2 separate regions of the Homo sapiens genome follow, and region 2 is linked to region 1. A link is a contact called in ENCODE Hi-C data. All regions are on one chromosome and are shown on one strand. Each heading gives the region's core, a stretch centred on a gene start or an enhancer-like site at or near the end of the contact. The rest is flanking DNA. Distances are from core to core; before and after follow the strand shown. Region 1 holds the start of PRKACB (protein kinase cAMP-activated catalytic subunit beta). Region 2 overlaps LPAR3 (lysophosphatidic acid receptor 3).

Evidence for each region. A loop is a pair of places that touch in the nucleus more often than their neighbours do. Pooled maps may share reads with other maps.
Region 2: a pooled map shows a loop between it and region 1 (6-fold over the local background). The contact joins the enhancer-like site here to the promoter of PRKACB in region 1. A Hi-C loop is called at or near these places in 1 of 168 maps with a recorded cell type or tissue (naive thymus-derived CD4-positive, alpha-beta T cell), 3 of 37 single-sample maps with no recorded cell type and 12 of 50 pooled maps.

Annotation. Positions count from the first base shown.
Region 1 is chr1:84,140,644-84,145,563 of GRCh38, reverse strand. It overlaps PRKACB (protein kinase cAMP-activated catalytic subunit beta), which reads right to left and starts at 1,293. Exons shown (of 10, transcript NM_182948.4): 1 at 1,016-1,293. The coding sequence starts at 1,202. RefSeq lists a silencer at 1,225-1,274.
Region 2 is chr1:84,851,969-84,856,516 of GRCh38, reverse strand. All of the region lies in intron 2 of LPAR3 (lysophosphatidic acid receptor 3), which reads left to right. Among named protein-coding and RNA genes, the nearest start is that of LPAR3, 39 kb to the left of the region's middle. RefSeq lists an enhancer at 1,845-2,094. Within about 2 kb of position 2,001, at least 6 of the 41 ENCODE cell types and tissues checked have a DNase peak (open chromatin) inside an H3K27ac peak, as active enhancers do.

The DNA of each region.
Region 1 (4,920 bases), core at 44-2,543:
ATTAATTCAAATAAGCTTCTATAACACTGTCAAGGTGCTGTATAAACCTAGGAGTAAATTTTGTAAGCCATTCTTGATTTTGCTGTTGTGGTTGTTAAGCTGAGTTTTCTTCCTTAACTGCTACCAAATACATAAACAGAAAGAGTCAAACGCTAGTGCTATTTGATGATCAAACAAACACACCAAAGAGGGCAAAAGTTTCAAGGGTAATTCTATTGTTCCTCTAATTGGAGTCACAGAAATACCTTGAGGAGGGTCCAAGGTGAGATGTAGAATGGCGGCACTAGTATTGTTTATATGTGCAATTTATCTTTTAGAGTGTATGGCACCAAAAATGGTTCCCCAGCACCATTTTAGCAAAGCTGCAAGTTCAAACATTTTAACATGCCTGAAAGAATGTGATTCATGCATAACCAACTTTTCCTGCATTTGAGTCATATGTATAAATAACATAAAATATAATTATAAAGTTTTTGATATCCATAATGTTATAAGTGTAAGAATTTAGATAGAATAATTATGTTTTATTTTAGAAATTCCTGTTTGTAAAACTGAAATAACTTTCTCACATGCATTTAAAAATAAAACCATGGCAAACACAATAGAAATGTAATTATAAATTCAAGAGTCTTGTTGCCCCTTTCAAAGTTTAAAGCTTATAAATACAAGACATTTTAAGAAGTAAACAGATGGTTGTTTCTGAAACTTAAGTATTTCATTTTTATGTAAGAACAACAAAAAAAAGTACATTAGAAATGATGTAAGAATTTTATAGAAAATCTTGTCACTGATATTGAACTTAGTCAAAAATAAAACCATACAATGATGAAAGCTGAATGATTCAGCTCAACTTATAATCAAGTTTTTATGGAATTCTTTCAACTTCATCTTGCAAAATGTCCTTGTGAAAATCAGAAAACAACAAACAAAAGAGGGTTCTTTATGTTTGATTGTAAAACTCCAATTACCATTTTAGTTGCTAGTTATAATGTATCATTTAAAAAACAAAACTTACTTGATCTGTCCCATAAGGCAGTATGTTCAGAGAAATGAAGGCTGTCATTTTCCAGAGCTGTTTTCTGATCATGTGCAGTACCTTTAGAGTGTCTATGAAATAACCGGCTAGCAAAACCTTCCAATTTCTGAAGAGCTGTAGTTGTACCTGTATACTGGTTACAAGGTGGTTCTCTATAAGCTGCCATTCATGTGCATTTACACTTTACTTAATGTAACTGCAAATGTTTCCAGAAGGAGCTCACAACTTCTTACACAGAAGCTAAGAGCTATGCATGTGTCAAACTTCCTGTTTGCAGGGTATTCAAACCACTACTGCTGTTCTGTTTCCTGTTAATATAAAACAGCACATTACTGAGCTTTTCTTAGCAAAACACTTTTCAGCTAGAGTTGAGGATTTTAAAAACTTGCAATATCTGCCTAAAAGGCTTTATGTTTGGGTGTTTTAATATTAATATATAGGCTAATGAGAGCATTAAATATAAAGCTTTATATATATAGTAGGCTAAACATTCTTTAAAAAGAAAACTAGTTAAACATGTATGACAAGTCTATGCAAACAACTGAAGGCCAAGCTGTCCTCCAAACACAACATGCTAAAGACAGGTTGTATTTTTTCTAGGAAATCAACTAATATACAGATTTTATGAATCCTTATAAGCAGCTAACTTTTCATAAAAAAAAACTAGTATGAAATGGGTATGAAAAAACTCTTGCAAAACAAATTTATAACACGTATAAATAAAACAATGTGAAATAGCACTTTAAAAAATTGAATGTTTCTAATTCATTGATTTAGGCCTAATACATACAGGAACTACATACACTTAGTATGTCAGTATTGCTTATCAAACTTATAATCTGCTGACATATGTCTATTACCAGGGGTACATTTTAAAACATTCTAAAATTTGAAAAGAACAAAATACAAGATTTAAATTATATAAAATCCACCATAGCAAGAAATTTCAATTGAGAGAAAAAAGTTCCTTCTAGTTGGCTGAGACATGTTAATTTTAAAACCTTACCACTGAAGACTACTACTTACCTAAACCCCTGATTTAGTGATCTCACTTAGAAACACCTCTCTATTTTTTTTTAAACGTTGTTTCACTCTGTCTCCCAGATTGGAGTGCAGTGGTGCGACCTCTGCTCACTGCGACCTCCGCTCCTAGGTTCAAGCGATTCTCGCCCCTCAGACATCCGAGTAGCTGGGATTATAGGCGCGCACCACCATGCCCGGCTAATTTTTGTATTTTCAGTAGAGATGGGGTTTCTCCATGTTGGCCAGGTCAGGAGTTGTCTCAAACTCCTGGCCTCAAGCGATACGCCCGCCTTGGCCTCCCAAAGTGCTGGGATTACAAGTGTGAGCCACCGCGCCTGGCCAAAACATCTCTTTTGATTAAAAGTAAGTAAAACTTGCCTTGTCAATTTTCAGGAAAGAAAGTAACCTGTGGCATTTAACAAAAATTTTGAGTACTTGTTTTTTTGACACTAAAGGATAAGAAATTTCCGTGGTTCTCTTTGGAAGCAGAGGGGAGGGGAGGGAAGGGAAGGAAAGGAAAGAAAGAAAAAGGTCTATCTAAAACAATCTATCTAAAAAAATCTTACTTCAGATTTACTGCCAACTGTTTGACAAACATAAAAAATAGAAACAATACTGATAAGTAAAATAAATAGGAACAATAATGTAATCAAATTAGGACTACATAAAAGGCCAATAAGAAAACACTGATTAGTGAATTTTGCCATTTAACAGTTCATTTGTGTATACTTTGTGTAATGGAATTCATATCAATCTAAACAAGTATGTAACAGTATCTATAAGATAAACTTAAATTTATAGCTTTATGTATAAATATTATGTGTGAATAACAGTTAACAAAACACTGACCAATGAATTTTGCCATGTAACAGCTCATTTCTGTATACTTTGTTTTGTGTAATAAAATTTTTATCAATCTAAACAAATATGCAACAGCATCTATATGACAAAATTCTTAAATTTGTAGCTTTATGTATAAATATTATGTGTGCATAACAATAATTTGTTTCTTAACATCTGGTAGTGCCTTACACAAAACAGACACTTATTAAATGTCTGTAGTCTTCAACAAATATCTACAGAGCATGGACTGATTCTGTAAGGGAAGAAGTGGATAAAATTACTGAATTCCCTTGATTTGCTCTACTGAAGGAAATTCTAATCATCTTCAAGGCTTAGTTCAAATGTCACCTCTTCAGTGAAGTCTGCCACATACTTCCTAGGAAAACAAACTTTGCTGCTTTGTTTTCACTGACCTCATAATATTATGTTAAAAGGTACTGTTTATGAATTTATATGACCCTAAATTGTGAGTTACTTGAATTCATAAATGAAATGCATGTATTACATACTCAATAAACATGTTAAAAGAAAAAAGTATTCACTCATTTTTAACAATTTAAAGGTCTAAGTAGAATCACCGAATACTTGAAAATGTTTGAATTTTATTTATGATGGGACCATATTTATAGATAATCCAAGAAGCACCAAGTTGCTCATATATAGAGACAAGAGTAATAGAACTGTTATCATTGAACTTCTCCTTTTTTCTATTTGTTACTAAATTTTATTCATTCTTTGAATTACATTTTTACTCAGTGCCAATGTGGACTTCTTAACTTCTTGTTTTCCCCGCTTCCAATTACCCCCTTTAATCATTCACCTCTCTGACATATTAACCTCCCCAAAGTATTACACTCATGGTATTCCATTGCCAAATACACAAACTAATCGTAACATTTCAGCTGGACCGTATTCATTTTTAACACATCTAGCCAGATTTTTTATTTATATTCAATGTTGCTCAAGTACAGAAGTTGCAGATTCCTAACTAGAACACTAAGATTACTTTATTTAAAACAATGCATAAGCTTTAAAACAAAATTACTAAAGCAAAAAGAGTAAACTTCACTAGATGAGTATCTTGAAAACACCGTATTTTAAATCTGCACTGTTTTAAAAATAAAATTGTTTCAATTTGTTATCAAGTCCTTCCAGAAAATAGAATATTTAATATTTAAAGCAATGTTTCTATATGTGGTAATGTGACCAGGAAGCTATTGCTATAGAAGTACTTCGGATATTTGATTTTTGATTAAGAAATAAAAATAAAAAGAAGAACTCTACTGGCATCTACTGCTAGAAAGAAACAACTGCAGTTTTAACTAAAACTATGAATTCCTTCATAACTGCAATTAACTTTAAGAAGTATATTGCTTGTTATTCTTCCTAGCGGTGTTTCCACAACTTTAATTCGCACTAAATGTCTCGCCATGCACCGAGAATTTACCAGAATAGCTTATCTTGTAGTTAAATAAGATTTTAAAACTAGAGAGTAATCAACTTCATGAGGTTGATTTTATTCCTCCTTCATTCTGCATTAATTTTTAAAATTATAGAAATTTTCAGAGTTGAACCAGCTTTAATTGCCACAAAATACCACAAAATATTGGTTTCTTTTATTTAATAATAGTGATGACACATTTACCAAGCACTTTACCACATATAAAGTGATTTACTCTGTAAAACCATTGTGAAATTACTGTAATGCACCTGAGATCCTTACAAATAAAGTAAGCAGCACAGGTATTATTATCCTTATTTTAAGATGCAAAAAAATAAACATTAAGTGACTTGCCCAAAGTCACCTAGGTCTTCAAACTCCTAGATCAGGGTTTCTTGTACTGCAAGACACTGATTACCACATGAAGTAAACATTTTATTTTTAAATGCAGTTATTTTCCAAATAAGAGTGAAGAAGTTGGGGTGAAAAAATAGTGGTGGGTAAGATTCATTCTTGGATATATTGTCCCAGGTCTGAAAATCTGCTATGAGAAGGTTTTAATTAAGACGGTCACCTA
Region 2 (4,548 bases), core at 752-3,251, 710 kb before region 1:
GAAACATTTGTTTTCAGCTTCTGTGGCCTTGTAGTTGCTTCTGCAACACAGAAGCCTGCTTTCAATGTTTACTGCCTGCATGCCTTAGTAATCAAATATCTGTTAAAATAGAAAAAAAGAAAACAGTTAAAGCTTTGCCTTAAGAAATGCTGAGTGAAATGAACAGATTGTTGGCACACAGGGGCTCTCTTGTTGCTGTGCAGAGAGTCATATCAGAAGGAGGGTGATTCTTTTCAGAGTCAAGCCATCCAGGCACCAGTACTCAGTACATTGAGTCCGGGGGTGTTCGTACTTTTGTCTTGAAATGGCTAGTCCCAGGAGCACCTTTGTCACAGATGATTTTCCTGTGTGCTTCATGGCATTGCTACAGAGGCCTATGGGAGGGAGGCATTGTTTTCAGGGCAGGCCGTCAATCGGTGGGTGCAAAAATGCAGTTGCCACTCAGTTGCTGCCCCTACGCTGCTGTTTGACACATCCCTTCCTGTTCTGACGGGGAACGTGGGGACTGAGATGACCTCAGTGTCTGATGCTGGAAGGAAGACAGCTTCAAATTAAAAAAGAAAATCCCTCATATGGCACTCCATCCCACTTGTTCAAATGCCATCTTGACACCTCTTCCAACACCACATTTCCAGGAGTCTGTCTTCTTTCTTCTGTCTCTGCCATATGTAGCCATTTGTTACCTCAAGTCTGGCTCTTGGTTCTTTCTTTTCCCCCCACGCCACTGTTTCAGACACCTCCCTTGGCAGTCAGTTTAGAAGTGCTTTTCCCAAATCAGTGTTCTTGTTTCCAATGTAACCACTGCCCTGCCCTCTTACTTCTTCCATTTCCTCTGGTCCAGACCCCTTCAGTTCCATTACACCAAATGCACTCAGCTTCTTTTATTCCCCTCTCATGCCCCCTTCTTCAGAACTTCTGGCTTTTCTTCTTTTTAGAAAACTGAAACCTTCCTCTTAAGCTGAAACAAACAATTATTGAATATTTTCTGAGTGCAAGGTGGAGAAACATTTCTCAAATTTGACCTCTTTGAAAAGAAGGTATAGGGAGAGGTTCCAGTACCCAACTACATCCAACCCTCCTGCCAACACCCAGCCTCCTGGAAGGTTTCATGTTCCAGAACTCAGGAACACCCTCTCTTAGGGCTTTGATTTCTGCCAAAGGAGAAATGTGGTCATCGTCTGTGACTCAGGCGTCATATCACTGGGCTAATTCAACATCTGGAATAGTATGGTGTGTGCTGGCCAATGGTAGAATTTTATCAAATTCCATGTTAACATTGTACTTCGAAAATTTCAGCTGGGGACTACTATGTTCATTGTGTATCTATGGCAAACATGTTGGGTGGGAACTGGGAGTAAAGGGTGTTTGCTGGAATTATGCCCTGTCGTGGACCTAGGGATCAACACAGAAGCTGGGATAAGGGGTAAGGGAACCAAGAGTTATTGGCAGGAGTCATCTTCCCTCCTGCACTGACAGTTGTCCCTCCAGCCCAGCCACCTGCTCTCCCTCACCACCAGATTGTTGTTAACTCTGCAGAGTATGTGGCGGAAAGATCCCATTACCTCAAAGAATCAATACTGTTGAGAGATTTGACCAAGTTCACTTTGTAAATTACTGCAGCATTGTGGCTGCAGCTCTGGACCTTCTAGTTCCTGCTTCTTCTAGTGGGTCCCAACTTCTTGCCTTGGCAAAATATACCTGTCCTTGGATGCCTGAGTGACAGTGAATCACAACAGGCGTTGTTTTCATCAAGTCAGAGAATTTACTGCTCAGTGGTGAACCTATTTTATTCTTTATGTTTTTTTCTGCATTTTATATTTTCTCATCATAAACATTTATTGACTACCTTGCTAGGTTTTAGGCAGTGTACTAACTATGAGACATGGCCTCTACCCTGAAGGCACTGTGAATCTGTGCTTGCTCTAGTGGTTTATGGTTGTCAGGAAATGACCAAGATTTATGAGTCAACGGTTGTGTCACATGAGAGATAGATGACATGGAGGCAGACCTGTTCTGTGTGGCTTTTCCTGTGTGTGACTAATAGAGAACCCTATTTCCAGGCTTATTTGAGGAAATGAGAAATGTACTCAAAAAAGATAACTGAAGGCACAAAGAAATATACATAAGGGCTGAATGAGGGGGCCTAGGCTGAAAAAATGCTGTGGGCTTGGATGGTCCATGGAGGCCTCTTTGAGAAGGTAGAATATAAGCCTGATTTCAGTGTAACAGGTGGAGAGGAAAGGGGAAGGCATTGCAGATAGGAGGAAAGGCAGGGTGGGAGACAGGTATACATATGTCTAGGGAGGCCATGCCAGGGCCGTGGGTAGAAAGGGGAGACTGGGCAGACTGATTTCTGGAATAAGGAGTTTGAATAGTAATGACAATCTGGTTTGAGAGACATAAGGGAGCCAGAGACTGGAAGGCCTTGGATCCTAGGGTCCTGTGGACTTCATTGTCAGATATCTAAGAGAGACTAGGCAGATAACATGGGTATATGAATTGGGTCTGGAGTGGATATAAGGAAATAGGGAGGGGTGGTGCCTGTGGCTAACTAGACAGATCATGCCCTGTGTAAAGACAATCAGTTTCATTTTTTGTTAAAAGACCATGCAGGCCCAATTAAATAGGCCTGTGGCCAGTCTTCAGCCCACAGCTGAACTGCCTCATCTGGCAAGAAAGAGCCCATGTAGGATCTTGAGTGTTGAGAAGGTGGGAGTTGCAAAATGCAAAGCAGGGTTTTAGAAAGATGAGAGGTGGGTTGGAGAGGGAGAGATCACTTAGGAGACAATAGGAGAGTCCCCAGGATCTGGGGATGGGAGGTAGCTCAGATGCCAGAGAGAGGCAGAGCTGGTCCATCATGGTAGATGTTGTAGGAAGGCACATTTGTCAGCAGCAGCTAGAAGGCCCATCGGGGCTGCAGGGGAGGAGAAGAGAAGCAGGCCAGTGGGGCGTGAGCTTATGGAAATCTGGCAGGAGGCAGAGAGAGAAGAAGCAGGAAGAGGGATCCATCATGGGAACTAAAATTCAGAGGCAGGGTCAGGCAAGAGCAACACTTAATCAAGCCTTGCCACTTTCCCCAAGGTCTTTGAGCTTTGCCCTGTCTCATTCCCCAGCTGACCTCCCAATCTTTGCTTTCTTCATCTGGCATGAACTCCCTTAATTTCCCTTCCTTCATATCTGAGTCCACCTGCACAGGTCACATCCTTACCATCCTAGCTTTTCACTAGGGCTCATTCCTTCCAGCCAGGAGCTGGGGGATCCACGAGCCTACTCTTGTCCTTATTCTTGCTTTCCTATGAGCTTGATCGTTCAAAAATGTAAGCCCTGACCTTAACTCCCCTTCTAACTACTGCTCTGTCTCTCCCTCCCTTCACTACCAGACTTTTGTTCTTGGTTTTTTTTTTTTTTTCTTTTCTTTTCTTATTTAGAGATGGGGTCTCCCTATGTTGCCCAGGCTGGTCTCAAACTCCTGAGCTCAAGCGATCCTTCTGCCTCAGTCTCCCAAAGTACTGGGATTATAGGCACGAGCCAGTGTGCCCCGCTGATTTTTTTACTCTTGTTTATTTTCTTTTCTTAATACTTCAAACCGTAGTAAGCTAGCTTCTTCCTATACTACTCTAATACTACTGTGTTTGATTAAGCCACCATTGTCTTCCTAGTTGCCAGATTTAGTGATCTACCTTGACCTTCCTGTTATGTGCCTGCTTGCTTCATGCTCCCTTTGATAGTGTCTTCCTCCTTCTGTTCCTTCTCTGCTGCTTGTCCAGTCTCTCCCATTTCTGACCATCTCTGAAATGCCCTTTGTTCCTTCTCCTTTGGGTCCCCAAGTTCTTTCCAGGTGATTTTACTCCTGCAGCTTGAACCAACCCCTCCATGTGAACGTCTCTCAAAGCAGCCTCTCCATCCTCAGCCTTTCAGGAGATCCCAATCTCTGTTTCCAGCTGCTGTCACGTGCACACCTGGATGTCCTGGAGGCACCACAAGCTTCAGCTGCCCTGCAGACCTGCTCTACCTGTTAAATAGGATCTCTGCAATGGGTTTCATCTGCCTTGCCTTCCAAGCTGGAAGTCTTGGTAGTACCATCTCTCTCACCACCTATAACCAATTAATCACCAAATCTAAAATTATTCACCAAATTGGCTGGGTATAGTGGCTCATGCCTGTAATCCCAGCACTTTGGGAGGCCGAGGAGGGCAGATCACGAGGTCAAGAGATCGAGACCATCCTGGCCAACATGGTGAAACCCCATCTACTAAAAATACAAAAATTAGCCAGGCGTGGTGGTGCACACCTGTAGTCCCAACTACTCGGGAGGCTGAGGCAGGAAAATCGCTTGGGCCCGGGAGGCTGAGGCAGGAAAATCGCTTGGGCCCAGGAGGCAGAAGTTGCAGTGAGCTGGGATTGCACCACTGCATTCCACCCTGGTGACAGAGCGAGACTCCAACTCAAAAAAAAAAAAAAAAAATTAGTCACCAAATCTACTTCAGTGGTGTCTCAGATCCTACTACACGCCTTTAGTCCAAGACTTGCTGTGTGTTGCTAACGGTC